4 separate regions of the Mus musculus genome follow, and all the other regions are linked to region 4. Evidence: chromatin loops called from intact Hi-C (ENCODE). Cell type or tissue: heart. All regions are shown on one strand.

Region 1 (8,000 bases), 250 kb after region 4:
TCAAATTTCAAAGTTCAGTTAAAGAGTTCAGTAAAAGTGGGAAAGAACATTCCTGAAGTGGAGGTTCCCCGGCTTGGGGGCAGCTCTGTGACAAGTGCTGACAGATATATTCAGTGAGGGTGCCATCACTCTCCTCTCTGGCCTCCTGACTGGCAGTGGGTGACAGTAAATAGTGTAGCCACCCTGTGCAAATGCTTTAAAGAGAACCAAAAGGCTCTTCCTTCTCACCATTTCCAAATGGGCAGCGGAGACTCAAAGAAGTTGGCAGCTGGCACAAGGCTGTGTGGGTGAAGATAGGGAGGTGGCCAGACTTCGGGCTGGGCTCCTGGCCTTGTGTGCCTTTAGCCCTTTCCTTGTCCAGCAGCGAGGAGGAGTCACCCCCTTCCTTGTCTGCCTCCAGCAGTTCTGCTAAACTTACTGTTGGCCACCTGAACCCCCAAACATCGGCTGATGTGGGAGATCTGGGGGAGAGAGTGATTGACGCTGTGCACTTCCCTGTTACCTTCTAAGATTTGCTCAGTATAAAACACATGGTAGGAAGATGGCACATCTGTCAAGTGCGAGGCCATGAGGGTAGGAGCAGCTGACAGCTCCGTAGGAGCAGCTGGAGCAGAAAGAAGCTCGCTCAAGCGGGAGCCTCCTTGGAAGCTTTTTGTTTTATTTCTTCAGAACTGACACAATAGTCATGTAGTTGCCCAACCGTGGCCAGCAGCTTTTATATAGAAGTGTCTTGTACTTCTTGGGCCGGAGATGTGGTCCAATGGTAGAGTGCTTGCATTAGGTATATGTGGCCCTGGGTTCAGTCCCCAGAACCATTAAAAAAAAAAAAAAAAAAAAAGGCAGTAAGTGTTGAGAGCCCAGGTGAGATACTCTGGGCAGAAGCATACAGAACAAGGAACCAATTCTTAGCCTGCCTGGCGTAGCCACTCCTCTTGAAGGGGCTGGAAAGCCCTTGGGCTATGTAGCAGAGGCAGGGTTAGGTTCTAGTATGAAGGGCCTTTGGAGCTGGTAGAAAATTCAGAGTCAGTGGGCAGGACAGAGGCCATCAGAAAACCAGTACCGGCCCCTCTCAAAATCCTCAACTGAGTTAGAACTGAACATTTCCAATGGGCAACACATACCGTACCACCATGACACCTTAGAGAGGGCCAGGGAGTCCTCTCCAAGCAGCCTGTGTGGACTGCAGTTATTCGGTCACAAAGCTGGCAGTGGTCAGTGAGGGTGAACACACAGCTCTTTTTTATGTCAGGTCTGGGTTTTGCAAGAAGCCCTTAGTGAGTTAAGAGCCTCTCTCGTACCAGCAGAAGGTAAGTGGCCTAAGGCCAGAGGCTTAGGCCTTGCTTGGCAAGCTTGAGGAAGGGGGACAGTGGATGGCCACATCCTTCCTGAGCCCAGGCTGCGGACCTTACTCTAGCTGAGTTCCAGCACGTTCTCGTTGCCAGGGCTCAAAACTGCACAATAAGACCCTGAAACGGACCCGCCGGTTTGTGGTGGATGGTGTGGAGGTGAGCATCACCACCTCCAAGATCATCAGCGAGGATGAGAAGAAAGACGAGGAGATGAGATTTCTCAGGCAAGTCCAGGGAGGCACCAGCGTGGGGACGGGCGGGTGCCCTGGGAGTGCCAGGCATCGACCTTGTGGGTGGGACGGCTGTCCGTCCATGGCGTGAAGTGGGGGGAGGGGCTGAGGCAAAAGAGTGCGTTTGAGACCCTTTCTCCTGCATTCATGTACTCACACATCCATCTGTCCGTCTGTCTGTCTGTCACTTGTCCGTCTTCTCACTCGTCCACATGCCCAGTGTCCCATCTACTCAACCTCTATACACATAGCCATGTCTCTGCTCCTCTGCCTAGCAACCTAATCCCCATCCATGCATCCACCCATCCATTGGCCTATCCATCTGTCCTCTCATTCTTCCAGCTGTCTACCCACCCATCTACAGACCACCTGACTGTTCATCTATATTTTCTTCCACTTATTTGTCCATCCATCCATCCATCCACCCATCCATCCATCCATCCATGTATTTATCTGCCCACCCATCTGTCCACCCAGTTATCCATCTATCTATCCACCTACCCATGTCTGTACTAATGTCTAATATAGTAATGTATTAATGTACTCATGTCTATACCCATCTATCTGTCCAACCATCCATTTAGTCCATCCATCCACCCACCTCTTCAGTTATCATTCATCCTACATCCACCCAACTATCCACTCCTGAATCCTCTTCTGGGGGGGGGGGCAGACTGAAATCCAGATGTGTGAAGCGATGCCCCGTGTCACGTTTATACCTATGGGTCCCAAACACAATACACAGGCTAATTCGTGGTTGTGCTGTACACTGTGAGGATACACAGAGTGATGTAGTAGTCAGTGCCTGAGCTGGGCACAGGCTGTTCTCAGGGACCTCCCCACCACCACCCTGAGCTGAGCTTGTGGAATAAGGTGAAATCCCCAGAGCTAGGGCATTTGGAGGGAACCTGTAGTTGCTGAGGCCCTGACGAGTGCCTCTTGATTTATATCAGGACCTTAGAGAACAGGGACTCCAGGCCAGAAGGAGAGTGGGACTGTGGTCTGTGGGGGCCAGACCTGAGCTTTGTGTGCTTCGAGGGAAGGGTGAAGGATTCCAGGCTCGGCAGGAGGGGAGGTGACACATAGTGACAGGCCCTGATGTCCCATCTGGCCACTGGGGCTGTCTAAGACTATCAGCCTCATGCTAGGCTGAGCAGGGCAGGGCTGGGCTGGGCTGGGCTGGGCTGGGGCGGAGGCCAGCAGGGAGCAGAGGTCGGATTCAGTGAACATCTCAGAGGCAGACCAATGAGAACGGGAAGGAGTGGCCAAGAAGGGAGGTACAAGGCAAGCCAGCCACTTAACTGAAGTAGCCTCTCAAGCTCCTGTTGTCACTAACAGCCTTGGGGAGGGAGGAGGGGGCTGTTCCTCACACCGTGTCTATTGGCAGATAAACTGCAAGCGTTGGGTCTCTAGTTGACAAGTGAGATTCTGCCTAAGTTTTCAGTGTTTAGCGCCTTCCCGGGACTGCGGGTTGTGGGCATGAGGATGCTCGGAGCTCCCTGAGACCAGGGCTCTGCAGAGGCCATCATTGCTTTGGAGGAAGCATCCAGCATTCCAGAATAGAAATAGTTTAGGATGTTCTAGGGATTTCCTCCAAGTCTTGGCCAGTGGAATGAAATTTAATTATAAACGACACTGTTAAAAACATCCTTTAAAAAAAAAATCACGGGGGGAGGGTATGGGGGACTTTTGGGATAGCATTGGAAATGTAATTGAGGAAAATATGTAATAAAAAATTTTTAAAAAAAATCACGGGCTGGCAAGATGGCTCAGTGGTTAAGAGCGTCGACTGCTCTTCCAAAGGTCCCGAGTTCAAATCCCAGCAACCACATAGTGGCTCACAACCATCTGATGCCCTCTTCTGGAGTATCTGAGGACAGCTACAGTGTACTTACATATAATAAATAAACAAATCTTTAAAAAAATGAAAAATAATTTTAAAAAATTTTAAAAAAATCACAGCCGGGCGTGGTGGCACACGCCTTTAATCCCAGCAGTTGGGAGGCAGAGACAGGTGGATTTCTGAGTTCGAGGCCAGCCTGGTCTACAGAGTGAGTCAGGACCGCCAGGGATACACAGAGAAACCCTCAGAAAAAACAAACAAAACAAACAAACAAACAAAATCATGTATTTTTTAAAAATGTTTGAAAAAATCCTTATTCAGCCGGGTGGTGGTGGTGCACGCCTTTAATCCCAGCACTTGGGAGGCAGAGGCAGGCGGATTTCTGAGTTCAAGGCTAGCCTGGTCTACAAAGTGAGTTCCAGGACAGCCAGGACTACACAGAGAAACCCTGCCTCAAAAAACCAAAAAAAAAAAAGAAACAAAAAAATCCTTATTCAATCCAGAAGTGAAACTGGGGTGCCAAAAGGCTGTAAGATATTGCCAGTATCTTCCAAAATGTTCTTCTAATTTATATCAGTATTGCCTGGAGTATGAATTCTTCTATATACCTATAGTTGCCTTTTATATTTTTCTTTTATATTTGTATCTCATATCAAAGTTTTCTTGTTTCTGCACTTGTTTGCTTTATGTCTGTCCATATTGTGTACCACTTTTGGGGGTGGTAGATAGTTCCTTCCTCCTTACTGATTTGTAAGTGTTCTTTATATATGGAGGACACGCACCTTTTTGTCAGTGGTTATTGAATGAAGCCTGAATCTTGGTCCCGTCCCTGCCTGAGTCAGCAAGATTCAGCTGCACAGCCCATCCTTTCACAGCTCAGACTGTGAATACCATGGTCTTGGGGGCCCCCTTCCCACTGGAAACGTTTGTGTCTGTCAATCCGCAGGCGCCAGGAGCTCCGAGAGCTTCGGCTTCTGCAGAAAGAAGAACATCGGAACCAGACGCAGCTGAGCAGCAAGCACGAGCTGCAGCTGGAGCAGATGCACAAACGTTTTGAACAAGAAATCAACGTGAGTGAGAGGAGAGCCCCCGGGAGCTTCTGGCCTGTGGGTTTTCTTCAGGTGGAGGGTTGGGGGGGAGGGGCATTGTAGAAGTCGTAGAAGGGTGGTTAGGTCACAGTGACCCTGAGTCAAATAGGAACACCCCTAGAGGAAATCCCCTGTGTGGAGTGCGGTGCCATGGTCCTGCCCGGGCAGAAGAGGAAACAGAGAGGTTAAGTAACTTGCCCTGAGACACACAGCAAAGGGTGGCTGGGCTGGGACTCAAGTCTGGATCTTGAACAGACTCTGAGGTATGAAGTGGCTCCTGGATACCTCTTAGTCTGTCTGTGCACCTTCCAGGCCAAGAAGAAATTCTATGACGTGGAGCTAGAAAACCTGGAGCGGCAGCAGAAGCAGCAGGTAGAGAAGATGGAGCAGGACCACAGCGTGCGCCGCAAAGAGGAGGCCAAGCGGATCCGCCTGGAGCAGGATCGAGACTACGCCAAGTTCCAAGAGCAACTCAAGCAAATGAAGAAGGAGGTGGTGAAAGGCTGCGGGTCGGGGAGCCGGGCCGGGGAGCGGGGCGGGGGCGGGGCAGCAGAAGAACCTGGAAGCAGGAGCTGACATAGATGCCATGGGGTTGCTATTTACTGGTTTGCTCCTCACGGTTTGCTCAGCCTCCTTACTTGTAGAAGCCAGGGCCACCAGAACCAACCACAGTAAGCTGGGCCCCCTACATCAGTCATCCATCAAGAAAATGCTCCCCAGGCTGTCTACAGGCCAGTCTGGTGATAGTCTTTTCTCTTTTAGGGTCCAGCTTTCCAAATGACTTTAGCTTATGTCAAGTTGACATAAAACTCGCCGTCATAGCCTCCCTTCTTGGGGCAGCCACACTGGGGGGCCTTGTGCCCAGCCACAAAGCTATGACACTTGTAGTTCTTTCTCTGACTTTTGGGTGCCCCTTTCCTGTGTTGGCTTTTACCCCTAGCTGGGTCCTTTCTAAGTGCCTTCTGTCAGCTCCTCCTCCTCCTGGCTTGGGGGTTGGAGAAGGTTCAAGGCCACCACTCCATATGATGGTGTAGCCTGCATATAGCCAACACACACCTTCCTGAGGCCCCCAGGCAGCTAGCTCTGGGTCTTCCGTGCTGTCCAACGCACTGCAGCTGCTTCTGTGTCGGTTGCTGTAACTGAAGCAGGGAGCTCTGGTGATGGGGAGGTTGGCTCACTAGATTTTCCCTGAGGAATTTTACTCAGTTTGCGGGTTGATGAAATTCTGTAATGACTTGTCTCTCAGAATCTGTCCCTGTCATGCAGCTAAGTTTATAAATGGTTCTGAGTTCCCTAGCCCTGCACACCAGATCGCTGCAAGGAACCCTGGGGGCTTCTTAGTTAAAAGCCAGATTGTTTTTCTGGTTGGGAAAATGGGGTGCCAATGCAGTAGATGACTTCACTGCCCTGGAATGCAGCTTCTCTGCCAGAGAACAGGGCTCACTGCAAATGGTCCCAGGAGTCCTTGGGCCCGCCTCTTTGCCAAGTGGCCCCACAGGACTCTGCCTTCGTTCTTCTTCTGCCCCTTCCCACTGTCATCAGAATGTCTCTAGTGTCTTCCATGCCTTCGAAAGGAAACTCAGACCCTGTGCTCGATTGCTGCTTTTAATGTTCTGTCTCCCAAAGCAAAGCAATCAGCAATCAGTGAAAGTTCAGTTCTGAGTCTAGCTCTTACGTCATGTGGTAGAGTGGTCACGGTCACTGGGCTGGGACTGGATGCCACGCCTGGCACAGAGGCCAAGGTACACAAATGAACTGTTCCTTTAGGAATTTTATGTAAATCTGTGTTTCTGAGCTGGAGTCTTCTGTCCCCAGCTCTCTGGGACATTGACAGTGTCTGCACACATTTTGGAGGGTGTCACAGTTTGGGGATGGAGTGGGGCCATCTGTTGATCTCCTGCTGACATCCTGTGAATGCATAGGTAATCCCTCCTCACTCTCAGTAACACAGTCACCCAAGGAGGGAACCAGAGATGGCTCAGCACTTAAGAACACTGGCTCCTTTCCTAGAGGTCATGAGTTCAATTCCCAGAAACTACATGGTGGCTCACAACCATCTGTAATTGGATGCCCTCTTCTGGTGTGTGTCTGAAGACAGCAACAGAGAATTTACATATATTAAATAAATAAATAAATATTTTTTAAAATATAAAAATAAAAACCTGGGAAATGAAAGAGAGGGTGAGACAGGCTAAGCTTGTGGGGGTTGGAAGTCAGATTGTGAGCACGTGTCGATGACATCACACAGATGCTCTGAACCAACCGTGTGCTTCCTTGCTGCCTGCATGCCACTTCTGGGTGAGGTGTCTGTCCCAAACTCTTTTGTTCCTTTATTTAGCTGGGAGATTGGTTTCTTTTTACTGAATTCTGACATTCTCTTTATATTTGGGACTTTATGAGATGTTATTTTGCAAATATTTATTCTCCTCTCATGGCTTGTCTCACAAACCTAATTGTTTTCTTTTTTCTTTCTTTTTATTTATTTTTTTTTAATTTTTTTGGTTTTTTGAGACAGGGTTTCTCTGTGCAGTCCTGGCTGTCCTGGAACTGTTTTCTTTAGGGATGACTCTTTTGATGGCTTATTTAAGAAGCCAAGGAATCCTTCCCCAGCCCAATGGGATGTGCGGTCTTTTAGAAGTTTACCATGTTTGGTGTTGTATTTCCCCATGAGATCATTCTGTAAGGAGTAAGGTGTGGACGGGCTCAGGGTTTGCTGTGGGCTGCCTGTCCCAGCACTGTGTGTTGGAAATAGCCACCTCCTTCTGCCAAGTTTTCTTTAGGGAAAAGGAGTCGACCGTGATGAGCCGATCTGGTTTGGTGCATTTAGGGTCTGCACATCGCATGGGTTCATCTGTCTGTGTCTGTGAGCCCAGACTGGTGAACCTTGGCATCAGGTAGTTTGAGTCCTGAGTCACTGGCTCTTCCCCCTCTCTGCCTTTTCACTCACATCATAGTATTACCTTTGTCTATCAATTTGGGTGAAACGGCCATCAGAACAACACTGAGCCTCCGATGACAGGTTTTTTGTTTGTTTGTTTGTTTGTTTGTTTGTTTGTTTTTCAAGGCAGGGTTTCTCTGTGTAGCCCTGGCTGTCCTGAAACTCACTCTGTAGACCAGGCTGGCTTCACACTCAGAAATCCGCCTGCCTCTGCCTCCCGAGTGCTGGGATTAAAGGCGTGTGCCACCACCACTGCCTGACTGTTAGTGATTTTTAATTTTTTAGCATGCAAATCCACTCTTGATTTATTAGAATTAGATTTATGTCTTCTGGGGAGGGTACTTTTATAAGATACTTGGAAATTATCAATTTAGAGGACTGGAAAGGTGGCTCAGCAGTTAAGGGTACTTAACTGTACTTTCAGAGGACCTGGGTTCAGTTCCCAGCTCCCAGGTTGCAGTTCACAATTCTCTGTAACTCCAGTTCTGGGGGGCAGGACTCCCAATTCCCTCTTCTGGCCTTTGTCATCACAAGGCACATATATGGTGCACA
Region 2 (8,000 bases), 87 kb after region 4:
ATGAAGTAAATACCTAATAAAAATTGGAGGAAAAAAAGATGCCTGTTTACAAAAATTTAAGTATATTGTTATATATTTCTTATGAAAAGAGATTACATAGAAATTTACAGAAATAAATAAGTAATTCTGAGGGTAAAAAAAAAGTATATAAACACCTGTAGAAGTCTTCGATTTGATTTAAAACCATTGGGTCACATGGTGCTTGCATGTGTGTATGTGATTTATACTTCTGGGTACAGTTGTTCACAGGCCGGAAGACGACATCAGGTGTCTTCCTCTACCCTCTTCATCGTCTGTGATCAGACAGTGCCTCTTGTTGATGCTGGAACTCACCCATTTTGGCTAAGTCGGAGTCAGTGAGCCTCTGGGATCTGTCTCTTCCCATCCCATGGTGCCAGGATTACTGGCACTAAAGGCCATGCATGATTTCTGTTCAGAGCCTGGAGGTTTGAACTCAGATCTTCTCACTTTCACAGAGGGCATTTCTTCACACACAGCTATAACCCCAACCCCTATGTTGAAGCATTTGAGGGACCACCATAATGTTTCTATAGCTCCCCGTTATTAGTTTCTGGTCACATTCTTGAATAAAAATGGTTGTTCAAATTTAGGTGAGTTTGTACCCACCTAGAGATAGCAAACTTCTTATACACCCCTAGTATTTACACTTACACTATTTTAATTATGGTACCAATATATAATATGTATATAAGGAAAACAGGTGCAAGCGTCCTCCTTGCTGCTATAATAGAAATCAAAGACAAGCGCCTTGGAGCTGGAGCGATGACCCAGCAGTTAAGAGCACTGGCTGCTCCTCCAGAGGATTTGAATTTGATTCCCAGCATCCAGATGGCCACTAAGAATCTCTGTAAGTCCAGTTCAAGGGGCTCCAATGCCATCTTCTGACCTCTCAGGGCACTAGACACACATATGGTGCACAGACATATATGTAGACAAAATACCCATATACACACATGAATACATATTTTTTAAACTATGACCACCTTTAGAAACCACTCACAGCTACCAAGATTGTACCTAAGCAACACTAACAGCCTCAATGTTGCTACTCATCTCCAACATTTGTGTATTATAAACATGTTCATATATTTACACATATAAGTGTGCATACATTATGCCCCCCAGCTTTGCTGCAGTTGTCTCTCTGCACACGGACATATGGAGTCTTAGTGGGGGCAGGTGCTTGGAGTCTTTCTAGATATGCTGTACTGTGAGGCTCACCTTACTCTAATGGCAATACTGGAGAAGCTTTGGCCAGGCAGAATCCATTTTACCCTCATTGGGCACAAATATATCACATTGGTATGAAGTCACACTTGCATCTTTTCTCCTCAGCCTGGGAAATTAGAAGTACCAGTCTGAGGCCCCCATTCCCTTGTTCAGAGCACTTGGTTACTGGAGCCAACATGCGTGTCCTTTAGCATTTCCACGTCCATTTTTATCTTAATGGAATCAAAATGAAAACCAGAAAGTCAATACTTCGATGTATAGCTCACTGCTAAGTTGCTTGCCTGGCACAAGCGTGGGCCTGAGTACCATCCCTGATGCTGTAAAATGAGAAAGGAAAGGATGCCAACATTCTCATTGGGAAGTTTTGCTTTTGTTTTTGTTTTGTTTTTTATAGGCATGTATTACTACTACTCTGGGCTCCACATTAGCTTTTTAAAATTTATTTATTTTTATTTCATGTGCATTGGTGTTTTGCCTGCGTGTGTGTCTGTGTGAGGGTGTCAGATACCCTGAAAATGGAGTCACAGACAGCTTTTGAGCTGCCATGTGGTGCTGGGAATTGAACTCAGGTCCTCTGGAAGAATAGCCAGTGCTCTTAACCTCTGAGCATCTCTCCAGCCCCTGGGAAGTTTTGTGGGGTTTTTTTGTTTATGTTTTTTTGTTTTGTTTTGTTTTTTTCTGACTCTGCTTTACCATCCAAGCCTGGAATGAACAGACTTCCCAGCTGGAGACTTTCTGAGGAACTTCCCTCCTTTTTGGGGTGCCCTCTCTACAGGGCAGAGGAAAGCACAAAAGCTTGTGCAAGCTCTGGGTGATGCAGAAGTGCCACACAAGATTCACTTTGGACTAGAACTGGCACCCCAGTGACACATGGCAATAGGGGGGCAGGACAGACAGACACAAGGCTCCTGTAGTTTCCTTCTTGCCCCTAAATAGACTGTCGGAAATAGAATGGGCAGTAGGAAGCTGGTCAATTTAATCAATAAGTTATTTCATATATTTCCATATGAAAACAAAAAAGAGTGTGTCGTGCAACAGAATAAAAGGTGACCTATATCTTAAGATAAAACTTCAGAGATAAAGACTTCATAGAAATATTGACTTTGGTGGGCTGCTTGGGGCCAAGCCCCAGAACTAGGCTCAGAAGAGAAAGTGAGACAGGAAAGAGGACCAAGTGTTCTGTCACTAGACCACAACTATGGGCAGACGTGCTTTCCAGTTGTGTGCCACTGGCTGGGTGCATTGTCAGTTCACACTAAATTCTACCTAGCATGCTCAGGAAAAAAGTGGCCCTCACAAGGGCCCTGGCCTTCCTGGCTGACAAAGGAAGAGTGTCTTAGTTAGGGTTTTACTGCTCTGAACAGATACCATGACGAAGGCAACTCTTATAGGGACAACATTTAATTGGGGCTGGCTTACAGGTTCAGAGGTTCAATCCATTATTATCAAGGAAGGACCATGGCAGCATCCAGGCAGGCATGATACAGGAGGAGCTGAGAGTTCTACATCTTCATCTGAAGGCCACTAGAAGAAGACTGATGCTTCCACACTAGGTAGAACTTTAAAGCCCACCCCAACAGTGACACACTTCCTCCAAGGCCACACCTACTCCAACAAAGCCACACCTACTCCAACAAGGCCACACCTACTCCAACAAGGCCACACCTACTCCAACAAGGCCACACCTACTCCAACAAGGCCACACCTCCAAATAATGCAACATCCTGGGTCAAGCATATTCAAACCACCAAAAAGGGTTTGTTTATAAAAGCAAATTCTTCCCCCAAAATTGGAGCTTTTCAAAACTTTTTCAACCAAGGACTGAGGAGATGATGTAGTCATTTAAATGCCTGCTATACCAGCATGAGGAGTTAAGCTCAGAGCTCCAGCACATACCTTCTTCAGATGGACATGTTGGCGTGTGCCTGTAATCCCAGCACCCAGGAGGCAGAGGCAGAGTTGCTGCAAGTTTGAAGTTAGCCTTATGTACATACTGAGTTCCAGGCTAGGCAGGGCTACAGCAGGCGATACTACCTCAAAACAGAGACACTTCAGCTCTTCCCCAGAGCAGGAGAGTGAGGCCTGCACCTTATTAAGTGTTGTCTGTATTTAACTGCCTTTATTTTAACCCTTGGCAGGGTTTTAGTTAAGAAATGCATGTTTTAGGAGAAAGAGTCACTGAGAAATTCTCCACTCCCAGGACATATTTCAACTATTCAAAAGCAGGACAGGAATAGAAAAGACAATCAGAGACTAGTACCTATTTCCTCTTTCTTTCCTTCCTCCCTCCCTCCCTTCCTCCCTCCCTCCCTCCCTTCCTTCCTTCCTCCCTCCCTCCCTCCATCCCTTCCCTCCCTCCCTCCTTCCCTCCCTTCTGTCTTCCTCTCCCTCCCCCTCTCCCCCATCCCCTTCTCCTCCTCTCCCCCTTTCCTCCCCTCTCTCTTCCTCTAGTTCTCTTTCTCTTTCTGAGACAGGGTCTCACTGGGTAGCTCTGGCTGGTCTGGAACTTCTGTGTAGACAAGGCTAGCCTTGAGTTTGAGAGACCTGCCTGCCTCTGCCTCCTCAGTTCTGGGATTAAAGGCTTGATACCCACTCAAGTCTTCTTGATCACTTTTTATTTTTTGAGACAAAGTTTCTCAGCTAACCTGAAAAAACAAATTTGAAAACAAACTCAGTGAGCAAGGCCAGCTGGACAGTGAGCTTCAGGGACCTACCTATCTCCAACCTCCTGGGTTTCAAGACTTTTGACTTGGGTCTGGAGATCTGACCTCCGGTCCTTGCATTTGTGTGTCAGGCACTGTATTGGTGTTACCACCTCCCCCACCCCATCCCCCATCTAGAGCTCTCCTTCTCACACCTGAACACACGGAAGGTGTGGGTACCAGACCACAGGCTCACATGGCTGCTGTGTGCCTTACTCATCAGTTCCGTCATCAGCTACATCATCCTATGAGGCTGAGGACAGCAAAACACTGTGGAGACAGCAAAGTGCTTTGCTGACAGGGAGACCAGTATAGAAGCCTTCTTCTAAGAACAGTCTCTGTCTGCCCATGGGGGAGGCCTGGTACTGTGTTCATGAGAGGCAGAGCTTACCCCTCCCCTCCAATAAGGGAGTCAGTAACATCTGCGGAGAACATGCTCTTGGCTGGGCATTTCCCTTGTACACACATCATCTAGGAATGCGGGGCCCCTTGAGCAGGCCCCTCCTTTATGGCCCAGACTCAAGGCAAACAGATTTCCTGGAGCAGGGCTGCCTCGAAAAGAAGGGCCTGGGCTTGGAGCCTGTGTGGACAACCCTGAAAGTTCTATTTGTGCCTGAGAGTGCAGAACACCCATCTTCTTTCTGGAATCTACTTCTTTCTGGAATCTACTCTAAATCATGTGTGTTGCTGGGAAACTGGAAAAGAAGGATGTATTTATAGTGTGACTAGGAAGACCCCTTATGAAGGGCAGGCAACTATGTAGAAGGTTATAGGACAGCTGCAAAAAAACCCTAAAATTCAATGATGGAGGGGCACAAAGCAGGAAAAAGCAATCTGTTTGTACAATACTGGAAAGGCCAAAGCCCTGTGCATGGCAGCATCGTTATTAAAACTTGACCTGGCCGGGCAGTAGGAGGCAGAGGCAAGAGGATTTCTGAGTTCAAGGCCAGCCTGGTCTACAGAGTGAGTTCCAGGACTGCCAGGGCTATACAGAGAAACCCTGTCTCAAAAACAAAACAAAACAAAACAAAACTAAAACAAAACAAAACTTGACCTGAGTGGCCCTGTACCCATCACTGCTGTCACCTTGCCCCGCCTGTACCAGCCATTTTTCAATATTATATTATAAATAGATTAACTAAGGCATGACATGTGTCACCTTAACAGGAAGCTTTATCTCTGCGACAATAATCAGAAAGCTTTGTATAGTTTGAAGAAAAAAAAAAGTAAGTTCAGAAAAAATGAACTAGCATCATGTTCCAGCTAGGCTTAGTCTCATGGTGAGGAGCCTGACTCCGAGGCCTGCTCATTCTCTGTCAGGAGACAGGGAAGTCAGCACCCTCTAAGAGGCATTAAAGACAACACCAAATGCAGGTTGCACAGTCCTTAGAACAAAAGAGCGGCAAGATCACTGGAAAGTCCCAAGTGCACACAACTCAGCACCAACCATGCATCTGACCTGCCCATATTAACCTGTCCACACTTGAAAATATGTTGGATTTCCATGCCTTGGTCAGGTCTCAAGAGCAACAGCAATGCAACCAGAAGACAGATGTGGTAAGGAATCAGGCCGAGGGAAGCGGCTCTCTGGAAGTCAGCCGTGTAGCAGGGGACAACACATATATTTCAGACTCTCCAAGTGACAGGCAAACAGGACAGGCACACCTAACTCACCTTTTCTGGGTTGAGAGATAAGTATTCAATGAAGTTTATGGTTAAAATGATTTTGATTGTAATTAAAATTATCTGATTACCTTTTCAAAAGTCCCACCTAAAATTAAAATAAGTTTTTTTTTCAACTCATTGTGTCAAAGGAAACAAAACAAGAATTCTCTATAGAGACTGTAGCTTTAGCATGTGTCACACTGCATTGTAATCTGTTGTTTATGTGACTGTCACCTCCACTAAACTGAGCGGGACCCTCTAGGCAAACATCTTCTGTCACTCCTCCTCTCCACTTCCAGAGTCTCTGGGAGAGAGCTGGCTTCTCAACTCCCCCACTCCCCCACCCCTGCCGTTTGCTGCGTGAACAGGCCCAGATGGGACAGAGTGGAAGAAGGTGAAAAAAGAGTCAAGAAAAACCCTAGACTGCTTCTGATTTGTTTTCTTGGTGTGACACAGAAGCTAAACAGGTTTAGTGATCTGAGATTTTTGCCAGCAGAACACAGGCGGCAGTGACAATACCTGTGGCATAGAGTTAGTGTCAAGATTACACTTGGGATGATTCACACAGCTCTGGGATACAGTTAACAGCAGCTGCCACCACTATCCTTACTGTATGACAGATTGCAAATGACTTAGCTTGTTCAATACAATTAATAAAATTAGCTTGTACAGAAGTAGCCTGCAAGGACATATATGACCTATATATATATTGAGTATCTTAGAACTCAGAATCACTTTGAAGTTTAGATTGAAATATTTGCATATTGCAAAATGAGATATGCTAGGGAGGAGACTGAGCCAAATATGAAATTGATTCATGGATCATCTACACATAGCCTGATGACAATATTATTTTAATTTTTTAAAACTTCGAGGTTTTTTGGGGGGGTTAGTTATTTTTATTTGTGTGTGTGTGTGTGTGTACTTATATGGTGTGTGTGGGGGGGGGGTACACGTGTGTTGCAAGGCATCTGCCCTTGAGGAGGATGCCGGGTTATCCTGTTCTACCTTTGAGTGTCTTGTTCCTTTGAGATAGGGTCTATCTCAGCTTCACTCCTGCTGCTGTGATAAAATACCTTGGCAAAGCATCATTTGGCTCAAGGTTCAGGTACAGCCCAGCTCTTCCAGGAATTCAAGATGGCAGAAACTTGATGCATCCGTAGTCAAGAACAATAAATTAATATATGCATGGTGCTCAGCTCCTTACGCAGCCCAGGAACCCTAGTGTTATAGTTCCATTCTGTTGCTGTAAACAAACAAACAATAAACACTCTAAGAAAAACTTAAGGAGGAAAGCGTTTATTTGGCTTACACTTCCAGGCCACAGTGTCCATTGCTAAGGAAAGTCAGGACAGGAACTCGTGGAGAAACACTGCTTCCTGGCTGGCTCTCTGACTCACTCACAGGCTCATGATTAGGAAGCTTTGTTATACAACCCATGATCACCTGCCTAGGGATGGCGCCTCCCACAGTAGGCTGAGCCCACTTGTATCAACTAATACTCAAGACAATCCCCACAGGCCAATCAGATCTTGGCAGTTCCTCAGAGACTTTCATAGAAACTCTAGATTGTATGGAGTTGACAAAGGTAACAAGAACACCCAAGCCCAGAGTATGGTATAGCTCACAGTATAGTATAGCCCACAGGGGGTGAACCTTCCCACATCAATTAATGTGATTAAGATAATCTCTCACAGACATTCTCAGAGATCATTCTCCCAGACGACCCTAGATTGTATTGAGTCAACAATTGAAATGTAACTGTCCCCTGATTTTTCTCACTGAACCTGGAGCTAGGCCAACAGCCGGAAGACCCCAGTGATCATCACACTTCCCCACCATCAGCCCTGCCCTTCACATCCAGTTTTTTAAGCAGGTGCTGGGAACTTGAACTCAGGGTCTCATGCTTGTCCAGCAGATGCTCTTATCCACTAAGCCATCCCCCCAGCTGCGATCCTGTGGAATCTCTCAGTTGTGGCATCATTCAACGCTCAACAAGTTTATGACTTTAGAGTGGTTCAGGCTTCAGCTTTCACATGAGGATCATCAAAGAGTTCCACCTGCACTTATACACATGTGCACACAGACAATGAGTGAGCTGTTGTTTGTATAGAGTGGACATTTGTTGAGGTTGGCTATTTTTTTTTCCTTTCTTCACGTAGCATCACCCCCATTTGCCTTTGAGGAATCACTTTCCCTTCAGTAATTTGGATGGGACCAGCTTCATTCATTGGTGGGCACGAGCACGTGGCCTAGATCTAGCCAATAAGTGTATCCCGCTCTACAGAACTCAAGCCACGCTGGTGGGACCGGATCCCAGGACCTTTGCTGCAGAGTTTGATGGTGATGGCGAAGACTTGTCAGACTTGTTATTGTCTACTT
Region 3 (8,000 bases), 110 kb after region 4:
AATGATCTGTAGAAGATGACAGATCCATCTACAGCAGCATGGCAAAGGAAATTTAGAAATGTGACAAAACCCAAGGCGTGGCACTGAAACCACCGCTACAGGAATGAATTTAAGGCACAAATGAGGGGGAAATAGCCACATTCAAACTGGCGTAACGCTGTCAAAATGGCAGTACTCGGGCACTCACCATTCACAGACTTAACACATTTCCCATTAAAATCCCAGCTGCTTTTTCCAGAAATGGGCAAGCTGATCCTAAAATTCATACAGAAATCCAAGGCGCCCAGAATAAACAAAACAAGCTTAGAAAAGAACAAGCCATGTGCAATAATAGCAAATATAAGTAGTTCCAGCTCCCCTGGAAGCTGGGGGCTGGGGTGGCCTGGGGGTGGGGCCAGGGATGGGGCTATGATGATTTGTGCCCAGGAATCTGAGGTTAGCCTGAGAAACATGAGACTGAAAGACCCGCATCTCAAGAGAGAGAGAGAGAGAGAGAGAGAGAGAGAGAGAGAAAAGGAACAAATCTAAAACTTACTGTAGAGCTACAGTAACAAAGTCCACCAAACTTGAATAATCATGGCATAAAGATCAATGACTTAAAACCTAGAGCTCAGGGCTGGTTGCGGGCTACAAGGGTAGATAGTGTCCAAAACAGCAACAATTGTGAGGCCAGGAAAAAAAATACCCTTCTAACACATATGGCTATGGATTAAATTTGTTTGTTTGTTTTTCGAGACAGGGTTTCTCTGTGTAGCCCTGGCTGTCCTGGAACTCACTCTGTAGACCAGGCTGGCCTCGAACTCAGAAATCCTCCTGAGTCTGCCTCCCGAGTGCTGGGGTTAAAGGCATATGCCACCACTGCCCAGTTGGATTTAATTTTTAAATTTTTATTACTTTGAAAAATCGTAGGGGAAGTGTATATTGTACATTGTTTCTGAAAGTTATTACAGAAGGTTATTAGGTGTGTGTGTGCTGTGTACATTGCTTGTGTGTGCACATGAAGGACAGAGGTTGACATTGGGTGTCTTTCCTCCATTGCTAATCACCTTTTTTTTTTTGGTCTCGGCATCAAGATTGGCCCCGACCGGCACTCACATGTACCCGCCCCACACAAAACTCAGTGGACAACCCTTAAGAAATGACATCCAAGGTTGTTTTCTAGCCTCCACAGACATTCACATACACATGAATAAACACACACACACACAGTTGGGCATAATGGTTCATGCCATTAATTCCAGCATTCAGCAGAAAAGAGGAAGGCAGATCTCTGTGAGGGTGAGGTCAAAGCTATATAGTGAGACCATCTCAAAGAAAAGGGAAAGGGAGAGTATATATAGCAATAATTTATCTACAGATAATCATATATATATATATATACATATATAATCATAGAGATATAAATGTATGAACATGTTTCTTAAGTGTTAGATTGGGCAAGCAATGAATTTAGATAGGTGAGGCTAGATATGGAGTAAACAGAGGAGTTAATACGGTGCCCCTACAGAACTTGGAGTATTACTTGTTGGCCCTGTTTTACCGGCAAGAAGAAACCTGGGCTCTACAAAAAGTTAAAGTCATACAGGGAATACAAGATGGAAGCCAGATTCCAACCCAGGAAGTTAATAGCAGATCTGGGGCTGAGTTACAGCTACATGACTCTGCTCCTGGGAACATGTGTCTCTGTTCTAAGATGCAGGCAGGATGGCGAGCAAGCACTGCTAAGAATCTTTCCACTAGATTGCTCTCTCTTGCTGGCGCCAGTGTACTGCTCAGCAGAAAGCCCTTAGCATTTGGGTGCCTACCATCTGTTTAATAGACATCGTACAAGTCTTGGTTGCTGCAATTTCTGGAGTGAAATTCAGGACAAAGCAATCTCTTTGCAAATTCTCAGACAGCCTCTCTCCTTCAGGGAAGAGATAAAGTGACTAGTATCTGACAACGTGAGCATTCAGCTGGGAAGGATCAGATAGACGGCTCTGTGACACGGCTGTTACCAAGCCCTTATGGAAAAGCAAGCTCTGAAAATCCGTAACAACATCTAACTGTATACTGCTTATTTTTTTCAGAGCTCAGGCCTACAGTGACGGTAAAGCTAATCCTTCAAGCATTAAGACAAAATAGTGGACTTCTATTTCAGAGCCATTTCTGTGTTTTCATATAAACCCAGAGCTTTGTTTGTTTAACCCAAATTTTTGCCTGCCTAGCAAATGAATACCAGGCCGCAAATTTTAATTTGGACTTTTTCTGAAAGCTAGACTCCCAGATGTGAAATAACCCCACTCAAATGGTAGGAACATTTTTAAAGCTGTTGATTGGCACTGCCAAACCTTTGCAAAAAGATTGAACCAATTTACACTCCCACCAGCAGTGCATGAGAATACATTTAAATGCAAATCCTAAGAAGCAGACTGTCTCTTTCTTAGGTATTTCACTTAAAAAAAATTTTTTTTTTAATGCTAAGCAAAAGCTGACCCAGGGTTTTATAAAAGGAAAGTCTGGCATAAAAGTGGAACAGCTTAGGCAAAAAAAAAAAAAAAAAAAAAGAAAAAAAAATGCTTTCAAAGACCCAAGCACCCAAGCAGGCCGATAAAAATGTTAAGGCGCCACAGCAAGGAGCACAACTCCAAAGGGGCCATTAACAGTTTGGCTTAGGTTGGGATGGTAACCGCCAAGAATGTTGGGCGTGGTCAATGTACCAAATTCTAGTTTATAAAATGCAGAGTATTAATATTAATACTTCACTTTGTTCTAAAGACGACTTAAGATGTCTAATGCCAGGATCTAGAGTGGTAGTATTGTCGGTAAAGCGAAGCCTGTGGGAACGATACACACACCCGTGCCCCTTCGCTCCCCGCACGGGACAACAGGCCTGCACAATCAGAGAGCACCTCTACCAAGCGGGCGCAGTGATGGCAGGGGCTGCGGACCTGGGGTAAGGGAAACCCAGACTCGGTGGCCAGCTCGCTGCTTTCCACAAATTCAAGGGGTGCAGGGACTTGCGGTCAGGCTAACCCCTCTAAGCACGCCCAGCCCGTCTACGACCCAGAGTCTCCTACGACTCCTCGGTACCCTCTCCCACCGGCCACACCAGAAGGAGCCCCACCTCGTCCTCAAGTAAGGACGAGCTGGCCACTTCGTCCTTACTTGAGTCCTCCCCCTTCTTTCCGGCCCACCTCCGCTTGCCCCCTACTCTCCCGGCCTCGGGCGCTCGTCTCCACTCGGTTCTGCTCGGTATTCTCCGCCCCCTCGGTGCATGCAGCCAATCAGAGCGCGGCCCCGCCCCTCGAGGCCGTTCCAGCGGGCCGGCCGAGTGCAAGCCGAGCCCGGCTGAGGGTGGCGCCGCGGGCGGGGGCGATGGGGCCTGGCAGCCGGGTGGCGGCGGCGGCAGTGGTGGGGCTTGCCTAGACGCGGGGGCGCGGGGAAGTGAGGGGCGAGCGGGCGCTGCGGCCCGCCCGGGATGGGCCAAGCCCGGCCTGGCGGGGCCGAGCGGGAGCCGAGGAAGGCACGCGGGCCGGGCCTGCGGGCCAGGCGGCCGGGGGGCTGAGGTAGAAGTGGGCGCGGAGGAAGGGGCTGGGCGAGGCGGTGGGAGGAGCGGCGAGGGGGCGGAGGCTGAGCGGCGAGAGAGCGGCGCCTGGCCCGAGGCGGCGACGCGGGAGCAGGCTGAGGCGGCGGCCGGGACGAGCGCCCTGAGGTGGCGGCCGCGGCCCCATGGGCGGGTGCGTGGGCGCCCAGCACGACTCTTCGGGCAGCCTCAACGAGAACTCGGACGGCACGGGAGGTAGGTGGCGCCAGGGGGCAGCCGCGGCCCCCCATTGTTCGCGGCGGCGGCCACCTGTCCCGACCCCGCGCCCCTTTGTCGTTTCTGCTCTGCGTCGGCCCCGCCACGCGCTTCGGGCCCCACGCGGGACCGCGGGCCTAGGCCTGGATTGGGGGGTACTCTAGCTGGGAGGACAACTCGGCTGCCGGATTGCGGCTCGTGGGGCCGGGGAGGGGGACAGCCGGGAGTGCCCCCGACGGGCCCCGCCGCACCCCCAGCCCTTCCCGCGTCGGCAGAGTTGGCCGGGCTCAGCTTTCCTGAGTTTCGGATGACAGCTGCCCCGGTTGGTTCCAGTTTCTGGAGCTGGGTTGGGGAAGTCTCCAAGTGGCCATGGGCAGTGTTTTATGGAGGAGGGGGGAGACGATCGGCCCGAGGAAAACGTGGCTCTCTGCTGCTGCCAGGGGCGTTAGCCCAATGTGCCGTCGGGGCGCACTCGTCAAATTCCGATGTGTCTTACGTAAAAGGAAAACGTGCAGGATAGAAAGTACCCCAGTATAAGATTAGTGCTTTGAGTAAAAGTTTTTCCAACGCGACTCGCACTTCTGGGTTACCGTAACCGTGATGAGAGGTCTCTTAATTCCATTCGTAGTCGTTGTAGAGGGATAGGAGTGGTAAGATTGACTCTGCTTTTATTGACCTTAAAAGTGCGGAGCCCATCCAGTATATAGAGTGTGTAGAAGTTCGAACCTTGTAGAAAAGAGCCACCAACCAGGGATAACATGATTTGATTCGAACCTTGTATTGGGTGCCTTCAAATCGGGTGCATATTTTAAAGTTGTTTAGTTGCATGAGAATAGGCACATCTTTTCACACCTTGAGACGACTCTTAGGCACCCAACTTTTGTACAAGACATTTCCCTTTTTACGTGATGTTTTAGCCGTTCCACTTCACTAAAATCTCTGTCACTAAATGTTGGGCAAGTTATTTGAGAACTCAGTGAAAACTGTCGTGAAAAAGTAGTCCATGGAAATGCTCCTTTGTAGTGGATTTCACGTCACAGCCTATTTACTTGGTGAGGTCCTTTTGACAACAAAGCCCAAGTGTAGAAAGGGCGTGATACCACTGGGCTGAGGGCAGATCAGTGATCAGATGGTACCAGTTAAGCATGCTAGTACTTACTAGCATTCAGTATAACTTTGACATATGTTAAAATTATAATATTCCTTTAAGATTGAGCCTTTTGGCAGTGCAACTTAGGATCCAATCACAGTATTAGCATGAGCTTTTAGAAGCATGAAATCCTAGCTTTAGATAATTTCTACCAGTAGCCTACAGTTAGATAGCTCTAATATCTGTTTCTTTCAACATTTAAGTTTTCTGGACCATAATCTGCAGTTTTTCTAAAGAGAAGTTTTAAAAGAGGGAGTACCCCGTCTTTTTCTTCTGGGGAAAGGACACGGGATAGCCCTGATGTAGCTGGCAGAAGACGGGTCTGTAGGGGATAAAAGAATTCTTTCTGGAATTTAATTTTGGAAGCCTTTGTTCTCCATTACTGTCATGAGAGGTAAGAGCTAACTGGAGCCAGCAACTCTGAAGGCTGGAGCTAGATGATCTTAAGCTCCAGGCCAGACCTGGCTGCATAGCAAAACTGTGTTACCAAAAAAACAACAAAAAGTTACTGTAATATGTGTTTCAGTTTAACATGTTAGCAGTTCTTTTTTGTTGTTGTTGTTTGAAAGGGAATGACTTTTTTCCTAAGGGTGTTAGCAAAGATCTTAGCTTTTCAAACATCAGCAGTTTTAATCTGGTTATATTGATTTTTATCAACATGGAGTATAATGCAGCCTTCAGATGTATTTCATGATGGTTAACATTCATAGTGCTATGTGAGCACCACCATTTTAGAATGACCCTAGCCTTTCCAAGTCAGCTGGCTCATAATAGATATAATCTGAAATACTTGGATATTGTATTTTCCTTTTCCTTCTGGATCCAAGTATTTTTAATGTGAGTATAAAATATCCAAAAAAAAAGTCATCTTAGGTAGATTACTTCTGTGAAAGAATTTGGAGAATTCTTACAGAACATTATAACACTATGGTGATGGCTTAATTTTCACACTAAGACTTGTGTTTGAGTTTTTTGGTTTGGTTTGGTTTGGTTTGGTTTGGTTTGGTTTTTTGAGACAGGGTTTCTCTGTATAGCCCTGGCTGTCCTGGAACTCACTTTGTAGATCAGGCTGATCTTGAACTCAGAAATCCGCCTGCCTCTGCCTCCTGAGTGCTGGGATTATAATTTTTTTTAAAGATTTATTTATTTATTGTATGTAAGTACACTGTAGCTGTCCTCAGACACTCCAGAAGAGGGCATCAGATTTCGTTATGGATGGTTGTGAGCCACCATGTGGTTGCTGGGATTTGAACTCGGGACCTTCGGAAGAGCAGTCGGCGCTCTTAACCACTGAGCCATCTTGCCAGCCCCGAGTGCTGGGATTAAAGGCGTACACCACACTGTTTGAGTTTTTTATGCTATCTAGAGTTCTTCTGGTCTACCTTATCTAGAATTCAGGTTTGGGTTTTAAGGTACATAGGCTTTTTTTGTGTGTGTGTGCCGAATTTGAAACAAGACAGGTCTTATAGATTCAAGATTAGCTAATGTACTCCCCACACTTTCATTTCCTTGAGTCTTCCATGGTTGAGGCATTTTTAAATAGCGTATTCTCTATGGTTCTCTTTTTAATAACATTGTGAAGCTGGACTTGGTACTTAAGACCTGTAGACAAGGGGTAAGGGTATGTGTGTGTTGCAAATATAAATGGAGGACAGACAGTTTTTGGTTCTCTTCTTCTACCATGTTGGTCCCAGGGATTGAACTCTGGAGCCTTTATTCTGGTCCCTTTATGATTTTTTAGAAATAAATATTTAAGGAGAGCATCAATACAATTAATTGGAAACAAGCCAGTGTGCTTATTTTTTAAGTTTATCTCTTTAGTGAGCTCTTTAGTGACACCCAAGAGAACCAGTTCTGGTATTTGCAGGTTCCTAGGTTCTCAGGAAGCTAGGCAAGTGCTGGACATGTGTTGCCTTAATCACTACTTCAGGATGTCTTTGCATCGTTATGGAGTTCTTTCAGATACCCATTTATAGCAGCCTTACAGACACCTACTCAGTGAGTAACAGTGTCTTTGGAATTATAAAATCTACTGTATTTATCTGGTATTTATTATGTAACGAGTCCTGTGCTAAGGGGTTAATAGATGCATTGAGTCTACAATTCTTTGAGATGAATATCAGTCAACCTATATTGTAGGTGAAGATTGAAGCCTGAAGAAACTAAATAATGTCCTCCATGTCATATAGAATGCTTAGAATGGCAGTGAGAGTTTTTTATTCAGGACTGAAATTAAAAAAGCTTTCCTCCTTTTCTTGTTTTATTTAAGAAACTACCATAAAATGTGGTATTAACCTTTTTTGTTGTTTGTTTTTGTTACTGTTATTAAAGACAAGGTCTGTCTGTGTAGCCCTGGCTCTCCTGACTCTGTAAACCAGGCTGGCCTCAAACTCAGAGATCCGCCTGCCTCTGCCTCCTGGGTGCTAGATGCAGTGTGCCACCACATGTTGATAACTATTTTGAATGCAGTTCAATGTTCTATAACTGTCATCACCATCCACATCCACATTTCTTTTCTTCAGAGGCTATGTCTCTCTCTTCTCAGTCTCTTAATGCACCTTTTTTTTTTTTAAATGATGTTTACCTGTTCAGAATGTTTCATATAAATGGAATCTCATAGTAGTCTTTCCTTTGTGGTTTATTTCACCTAACATAATCTTTCTGGGCTCATCTAATAGCAGGTGTCAGTATTTAATCTTTTTATGATTGAATAATATCCTGTTGTAAGTGTGTATACATTTCTCTTACCTAGCTGCCTCTTGCTTTATATTTGAGTTGTTTCTACATTTTGGTGCAAATAATAAATTTGTGAGCTTCAGTTGCATAAACATATATTTTCATTTCTTTTAAAAAAAAATACCTAGAAGTAGAACTGTTGGGGAATTATGACGATTCTACTTATCTTTTTGAGGACCTGCCAGACTTTTTTATAGAGCCCATACTTGTCTTACATTCCTACCTGAAATCTCTCTGCAATTTCTCTCCCTCCTCACCAGCACTTGTTATTTTCCATTTTTCAGGACATCGCAACTCTAGAGGTTTTGAAATGCCATGTCCTTCAGGTTTGGT
Region 4 (8,000 bases):
TGAGACCGGTTCTCTCACTGAATCTGAAGCTCACATACTTGCTAAACTGGCTGGCTAGCAAACCACTAGGACCTGTCTGTCTCATGTCCCCTGCCTCAGTGGAAAGCTGACAGATATGAGCCACGGCACTCAGTTTTATATATGATGATTAGAGATCTAAACTCAGGTTTTTATGCTTGCTCAATAAGTGCTCTACCCCTGAGCCATCTCCCCAGCACCAAAAGAGAGAGGTGACTGGTCGGGAATGAGGCTGAACATGTGAGCAGGAGCTAAAAGAGGTTCAGGGTAAGAAAAAACATGGATGGAGTTTGGGCAACACCAAGATTAAAGTTGAACCTGAGACTTAATGAGATTTAAGGGAGAGTTTAGCTGTTATCAGTTTACCTGGTAGAAAAATCACAACAATACAGATACTGTCCATGAGATACCTCCCTCAGACAAGCCTCTGAGACTGTGGCTGTTCTCATGCCACCTGTGGATAAGAAGACCAAGGTACTTGCCCAATCTCATGCCCTGTTAGGCACAGATTGATGGCTGAACACAAAGTCTGGAGTCAGACTCTCTGCAAATGTCATGTCATCTCAGCAACGTCATCACAGGGAAGTACCTGTCTGTTTACACCTCCTCAACCTCCCCATCGGCAAACAGGAAGGATGACTTGTAACTCCCAGGGCTATGAGACCCTAGTAAGACAAGACCCTAGTAAGTAAAGTGCCAGGCCAGCCCCAAGCTCACAGACAGACCTCAACAAATACTGTTAGGCTGATAGCTGGGCTGGAGCAAGCTTAGGACTAAGTGAGATTTCCCTCCCACTTGATTCACAACAGCAAGAGAAAAGCACTAACCCCCTTGTAAAATTCAGCAGAGTTTAAACAGCAGAGGTCTTTTTCCTGTCATTAATCATTGGGGAAAAGCAAATAAAAGCTACAGTGAGTCACTCCTGACACCATTGAGATGGCGTGGTCAAGAACAATAGAAGAAGCAGTAAGTAAGGGGCAGGGGGGAGTGTTTGGAAAAAGCTGGGCCTCTTGTGCGCTGCTGATAGACTGGAGAGATGGCTGAGTGGTTAAGAGCATGGACTGCTCTTCCAGAGGTCCGGAGTTCAATTCCCAGCAACCACATGGTGACTCATGACCATCTGTAATGGGATCTAATGCTTGCTTCCAGCACACAGGTGTACATGAGATAGAGCCTTCCTATATATAAAATAAGTAAACAAAATTGCCACCAGGAAGACAGGCATGCAGCGCCACAAAAGAATGAGCAAATCCAGGTAGAATTACCATGCAATCCAGAACATACTCTAAAGAACTACTGAGTAAGGACTTTGAACAGACATCTGTATGTCAACATTCCCAGCAGCCTTAGTCACAATAGCCCAAGGGTGGCAACAGCCAAAGTGACCACATTTATATGAATAAAGAAAAGGAAGGGCTAGGAAACACACAATGAAAAAGTATTCAGCCACAAAAAGGAAGGAGGTTCTGAAGCAGGTAGCAAGGACGCAGATGCACCTTGTGGGTGCTTAACTAAAATGAGGCGGACACCCAAGGACAAAAGCTGCAAGGCTGAACTGTTGTGAGCGACCCAGAGTGATCCGACTCACACTCAGAAATCAGCCGGCAAGGGTGGGAGGTGGAGGATGGGGGCAAGGATGACGGGACAGGGAAGATGATGGCATTACTACAGCTACAGGCAGAGCTGGGGAACTGGGAAGTGGGAGGAGCTAGCTGATTCAGGTACATCCAACTTCTACAGTCTGTGCTTCTGCTTTGTGCAGGACATGAGAGAAACCAGCGGGTGCCTTGGGTGGCAGCTCTGCTGGGGAAGCACCTTAGGATCTGGTGCACTGGAGGGAATTACTGGGCCAGGGAGGGCCCTGGTTCCAAATGGATGCCACTCTCCACAATCTCCGAGTGGGTCAGTAAGAACAGCTTAATCAAGAGCGCCAAGAAGATAGTCCTGTGCCTGAGGCAGCACAAAGCCATCTTTGGTACAAAACTGGCTTTGGTAAAGACAATCCTCCCGCCTTGGCCTGGTACCAATCAAGTAACCCCTTCTATTAGTGAAGCCCATCCAGACCAGCCTTCAAGGCCAGAACAGCAGAAAGCACGGACAAAGAAGCCAAAAAGGCAATAGAGGGGTTTCCAGAGGGATTCAAAATAAAGTAGTCTGCAAGGCCTGCCTGGACTGACGAGAACTCTCCCTTAAGAAATTCCTCGACTGATCTATGGGTGGGGAGGTGCCTGAAGGGGAACCCCTGCTTCGTGGCTGAGAAACCACTACCTGCAGTCTGAACTTCCTATCCATGGTGTTATGTGTGTCCATCCATCCATCCATCCATCCATCCATTCATTCAGCCAGCATCTGTTAGTTACTGAGCGCCCAGCCAATGCTAGGATGAGCTAGAGAAAAGAGATGTGGAGCCACTTGTAGCTTTGCTTTGCTTAGTGTGGGGCAACCATGGGTTGGACCCACCTGCTCCATGAATCTAGAGGCTGTCCTCAGGTCCTCTGTAAAAGGCGATTAACCATCCCCTCCTGACCCCCAACTCCCAGGTGTTGTGAGATTTTAAGTGAGCATCCGTGATAATGACAGGGCACAGGGCCAGGTGTGGACTCAGTCCCCCACGGGGTCAGGGGCTTGCTACCTACCCAGCATCCCTGCTCTCTTTCACCTTCGCAGCCCTGTGCAGGGCTGCCAGGCCATTTTTGCAGTTTTTCCTCTCCCTGTCATAGACAGTAAACCCAAGAGACCTAGTGACCACCTCTCCCTGACCCCCAGCCCCCGCCCCCAGCCCTGGGGGCAAGCGATCGGATTTATAGCGACTGGCACGCCAGCGGTTCTCACACACCGAGGGGGATGGGCAACCTCCCTGAGCCCTTAACGGGAATGGAGAGCTCGAGCAAGATGCTTGGGTGCCTGGGTTTAGAGTCGCCAGGCCCGGGCGCGGGGGGCGGAGCGCGCCGTCCCGCCGGGCGCGGGGACAAAGGCCCGCGGGCGGACGTGGCCGGGCCGGGCCGGGAGGGCCCTTTAAGCAGGGTGGGCGGGCGGCGTGGAGGCGGGCAGGGGCGGGGCGCGGAGGGCGGTGGCGGCGGCGGCAAGTGCTCGGCGGCAAGGATCGCTTTGGCCCGGCCCGGCCCGCACGGCGCTGGGCGCGGAGAACGGCCATGCCGCCGCGGCGCAGTATCGTGGAGGTGAAGGTGCTGGACGTGCAGAAGCGGCGCGTGCCCAACAAGCATTATGTGAGTCGGCGTCCGCGCCACGCGGCGATCCCAGCCCCGCGCAGAACTTGTGCCCCGCGCCCTCACCGCCGTCTCCCCACGCGCCCCGGGTCCCCGCGCCCTCCCTGCTGTCTGTCTCCCCACGAGCCCTTGGTCCCTGTGCCTTCCCCGCCATCTCCCCGCTCGCCCCTTGGTCCTCGCCATCTCCTCGCGAGCTCTCGCCTTGCCCACCCGTACAAAAGTCTGGCCCCAGCCGCTGCTGCAGACTAAGACAGAAACCAGGAGAGAAACCCACGGAGCCGTGGGTCTCAGGCCACCCTCCTACCCAGAGGCGCCCAGCCTCATAGGATTAGCGAACCTAGCCCTTCATCCTTCTGTGCATGGGTCATTTGAGCGCCCCTTCCCTGTAACTTCCGCTTAACAATGTGGGAAAGTTTCCCCAGGAGTAACCCCCCTCTGTGACAGGAGAATTTTGTTTGGAGCTGCTAAGGTGTGGAGGAAATGGGTCCCTGGCATCATTTTGCAGATGGGAACGCTGAGACTCAAAGGCTGAGGATTCTCAAACGTGGACGATGGGCCTGGGGCCCACGGTGACCCTCAAGTGGGAAGTGGCCTCTCAGGCTGCTTGGGGACTTTGTTGGAGGTTGAGGTGGCCTTGGTTCCACCTCAGAGGTTCTGGGTAGTAGGACAGTGGATTTAGAGGAGGCCCTGGGGACTTCACTCCAGGTGTGAGGGGGACTGGCTTCCCTGTGGCTGTGCCAGTCCTGAAGAAGTTAACCAGGAAAGAAAAAAGCAAGAGGGAGGGAAAAAAAAATCCTAACAAAGAAGTGAGGAACAATGACTAGAGAGGGCGTTGGCTGGAGAAAGGCTGGCCAGGGGCCTCCCTGGAAGCCCCTTTGGATCTATTTGTTTAAGAGATCCATTCTTACAAAGCAGACAGCTATACATGCCTTCCCTGAGTCGCCCATAAAATTCTGAAAGGAGATGGCCGGGTATCCACTGTACTCTACAAGAAAGGGTGTGCTGTGTTCCAGTGTATTGTTATAGTCTAGGCCTTCAGTAACTCAGCCCTGGGCCAGCCAGCGGGGGGCTGCTTCCTGGACCTGTGGTATCTTTAAATAGAGCTAAGTTTTCCCTGCTTCAGAGCTCAGCTAAATTGTCTTGGTTTCCCCACCCCCACTCCCTTTCCCCCCCCCCCCCCCCTTAACTATTTCAAATGCTGCCAAGTCTTGGTTTCTTGTTGAAGCCTGTTGAGTTGCCTCTTGGGTATGGGACAGTTTTCAGCAACACACCAACTGGAGGAAGTCTGAAATTCTCCTCCATGCCGCCTTCCACCAGATCCGACAAACCAGAATAGATAGAACCACCAAGGACTGGGTGTCACCTTCTACTCCCTTGTGGTGTCACACATGTTTAGTGGTGGTCTTCTCAAGTCTGTTTCAAGGATGGGGCAGCTAACAGTAAGGAGCAGAGCAGGCCTGTTGGACCAAAGACGTTGGCCCGTCAGACCACGCCCCTTTCCACATCCCACACACCCACAGAGGCCCTGGACAGAACGCTCCCAAAACCTGGGAATCAGCTCAGACTTTTGTGGCTTTGAGGGGTACCCCTGAGGTTCTAGCCAGTTGTCCAGGGCTCCCTGAGCCAGGTATGTGTAGCCCTCTAGCTTGGGCAAGCTTAGCTCTTCGACTCCCAGGCTGCTAAATATTACTTCTTTCAGTCTCTGTGTCCTCATTTGTAAGATGTGGTGTTGATGCCTCCTCCCGAGGAAAGGGGGGGCGGCAATCATGTGACTGACATGGGGTTTCTTAACTGCAGCCCTGTGGCGTCTATGTCTCTCTGATTGAAATCATGCGAGAGCTTGTTCTTCTGTTTTCGGGCTTAGTCACCGCTGTGACGAGGGGCCTTCTCCCTGCCATCCAGTCTTTGGTTCCCCAAATGGGGGTTGGAGTATAGAAGAATGCAGCCAGAGCCATCCAGAGGAGCAGATAAGTTGGTTCTATAGTGACATCGTCCCAAATGCAGCAGCAGCAGACTGGACTATAGTGCCTGCCCCCAAGCTCCACACACAATAAGGAGTGGGTGTGGAGGCAGATGTTGGAGGCCTGGCTGATGTTACCTTGCTTCTGGCCTCTACACAGCAGCTTCCCTTTCCTCAGTTGTAAGAACAAAAATACAACCAGATATTGAGTGTGGCATGTCCCCTTGGGGACCATCTTAGTCTAGTTTCATTGTATAGCCTAGTACCTGAGGCTGGGTACTTTGTAAAAAGAAAATAACAGCCATCTGGGAAGCTGGAAGTCCAAGATTGGACTGTCGCATCAGTTTGGCCTCTGGGAAGGGCTTCTTGCCCACGTCAGAGTTGTAGGTGACATCATGGTGGGAGCACGTGTAGAGGGAGAGGTTATGAAAGGGGAGCCTAGAAACCAGAAAGGTGGGGGAGGGGCCACCTTGCTCTTTTGTAGTATGAACCTTTGGGAACGATTGTCCTAGGAGAGCTACCAGAATCTCTTTTAAGCCACATAACCAATGACCTAACTACCCTTCCCTAGGCTCCACCTCTTAAGTCCTGCCACTTTTCCTGGCATGACCCTGGGGACCAAGCTTCCAGCACATAACTCTTGAGTGTGAACAGACCATATGCAGACCTTAACAGGGGTGACAGCATGCATTTCTGCCCCAGTCAGAGCATCACAGTGCAGTGCGCACACCAGTTTGGAGTGTCCTGGCTGCTGTGTCCCCCTGATGCCATGCCTGGAAGGGAGCAAGCAAGTCACAGCTTCTGAGGCTACAGTTAGACAGCAGTGCCTGAGGCTCGGGGCTGGGTCCCCTGCTCCACCTCCATGTCTGGTTAGCAATCTCTTCACAACGGCCATCTTCTCCTGTGGACAAGGCCAGTGTTGTCACTATGCAGCCTCTGTCATGCCTGTCCCACTCAGAGTCTGGGAATTAGAATGAGTGTGAAGGGAGCCCCTCAGAGGGACATGCCAGGGCCACCCTCCCTAACGGGAGTGTTTTCTAGAAACCTGTCAGCTCCGGGAGTCTTGTCAGGTTGCCCTCTCCTACACTACCAAAGAAGAGTATCCTGAAGAGGACCTGATGAGGCAGATGTCAGGGTCAAGGGCACGTTTTATTTTGTTTATAGAGACAGGGTTTCTCTGTGTAATACTTCTGGCTGTCCTACGTAGACCAGTATGTCCTCAAACTCACAGAGATTTGCTCGCCTCTGCCTCCCCATTACTGAGATTAAAGGCATGCTCTGCCACGCCCCGGCTGTCCTAACAGCTCTTTAAGGATGGTAGACTCGTGTTGTGTGACACCAGTGTTGCAGAGGGACAGAGAGAATAAAGCCCATTCCTGCCCATCGACTCTGCCTCTGTCAGGTTCTGCTTCCGTATGTGCTTCAGATAATTTCTGTCTTTATATTTAAAATAAATCCTGGTCACAGAGCACCCCGTGTCCCCTCCCAGTCATAACTTTCCCCAAGCCACTACCCTACATTTGTTATTTACCATTTACACAAGCTTGTTTTGTTCTTGGAGACAAAGTCTCACTACATAGCCCAGGCTGACCTTGAACTCACAGAGATCTGCCTTTACTTCCAGACTGGAGAGATGGCTCAGTGGTTAAGAGCCTTGCTGCTCTTGGAGAGGACTTGGATTGGATCCCCAGCACCCACACCGCACTTCACAACCATCTCTAACACAGTTCCAGGGGATCTGATGCCCTCTTCTGGCCTCCACAGGCACCAGGCACATGTGATGCACATACATCCAAGCAAAACATCTATACACGTAAAATTAAATATGGGTTAGTAGGATTTTTTTTTAGCTGCTTTCCCTGGGTATCATTTACACATCGCCACAGTGACCCATTATGACCGCAGAGGTCACTGGTGTTTGTAGTAACTGAATAAGGCTGAATAGCCATCACCCCAGTCCAGTTTTATAACCTTTCTATCACCCCGTTTGCCATCAGTATCCCCCTCCTTGACCTTTACATGTTTTACCTGATAACCCGCCCCCCTCAGTCTTGTCTTCAATGTTTTGAAACTATAAAAATCTTGCCTTGTTTAGATCTATGTTAATACCAAAGTTCATTTTAACTGCTGCATAGTATTCCGTTTGTGACTATTTCCCTCTGTCATCTGTAAAGTTCTCTCCTACTGGGGACTCAGGGATGCTCTTCCCAGTAGTTAGCCTGGTGGAAACTGCTCCCATGTATAGACTCAGAACAGGAGCTATGCTGGGTCTTGGAGGATGTGTTCAGCTATGCATGTCAGCCTATGAGCTGTGTCCCTGGGCTCTGTCTGCTCTCAACCAGTCTCTTTATTATCAGCCTTTCTAGTTGATGTCAGTCTGCGTGCTTCACGGCACGCTTGTCAGCCCTTCCTGCTTGCTAAGGCAGTCGGTCGAGTGGCCTTTTGTGCCTTCGTTGGCCAGCTGAGAGTCCTCCTCTGAATTGCCTGTGTGTCCTTTGCTGCTGGCTCAGTGTGCTTTGCCTTTCATCTTCTCTTGATGTGAAAGGTTTATACATTTGGGATAGTAATCTTTCAGGTGGTTAGATTAGTGTCCTCAGTTACCCCTTGAGGAGACTGTAGGTGCAGAGAATCCCAAGTATGTGTGTGAGGTCACATGACTAGGGGACAACGCATGGAAACTGAGATAGCCATGTTTGTCCAGGTGATACAGGCTGCCTTGAGATCCCACCATGAAGCTGGGTGACCTTAAGTGGCTTACTGATGTCCCTCCCCTTCTCTGAGATGCCAGGTTCATT

Evidence for each region. A loop is a pair of places that touch in the nucleus more often than their neighbours do. Peaks named below come from ENCODE experiments on the same cell type or tissue, not always from the same donor. Only the 100,000 strongest peaks of a DNase experiment are listed, where the experiment ranks them.
Region 1: it touches region 4 in a loop (2.9-fold over the local background); 6 of 42 quality-filtered maps call a loop at or near these places.
Region 2: it touches region 4 in a loop (2.3-fold over the local background); 5 of 42 quality-filtered maps call a loop at or near these places.
Region 3: it touches region 4 in a loop (2.9-fold over the local background); 15 of 42 quality-filtered maps call a loop at or near these places.

What each region holds. Positions count from the first base shown.
Region 1 is chr11:32,599,299-32,607,298 of GRCm38, forward strand. Stk10 (serine/threonine kinase 10) reads left to right here. Exons shown (of 19, transcript NM_009288.2): 10 at 1,443-1,573; 11 at 4,369-4,492; 12 at 4,823-5,002. Among named protein-coding and RNA genes, the nearest start is that of Fbxw11, 39 kb to the right of the region's middle. In heart, a CTCF peak has its summit at 3,436 (motif pointing left); DNase peaks (open chromatin) are centred at 2,843, 5,613 and 5,923; H3K4me3 peaks cover 382 bases; H3K27ac peaks cover 1,831 bases.
Region 2 is chr11:32,431,478-32,439,477 of GRCm38, forward strand. No RefSeq gene overlaps it. Among named protein-coding and RNA genes, the nearest start is that of Ubtd2, 20 kb to the right of the region's middle. In heart, no CTCF peak of the experiment used is centred here; a DNase peak (open chromatin) is centred at 4,444; H3K27ac peaks cover 653 bases.
Region 3 is chr11:32,451,766-32,459,765 of GRCm38, forward strand. Ubtd2 (ubiquitin domain containing 2) reads left to right here and starts at 3,605. Exons shown (of 3, transcript NM_173784.4): 1 at 3,605-3,781. The coding sequence starts at 3,712. In heart, a CTCF peak has its summit at 3,798 (motif pointing right); DNase peaks (open chromatin) are centred at 3,286 and 4,196; H3K4me3 peaks cover 2,935 bases; H3K27ac peaks cover 2,289 bases.
Region 4 is chr11:32,344,724-32,352,723 of GRCm38, forward strand. Sh3pxd2b (SH3 and PX domains 2B) reads left to right here and starts at 3,117. Exons shown (of 13, transcript NM_177364.4): 1 at 3,117-3,245. The coding sequence starts at 3,171. In heart, no CTCF peak of the experiment used is centred here; DNase peaks (open chromatin) are centred at 3,058, 3,508, 4,788, 4,938 and 2 weaker places; H3K4me3 peaks cover 2,671 bases; H3K27ac peaks cover 3,557 bases.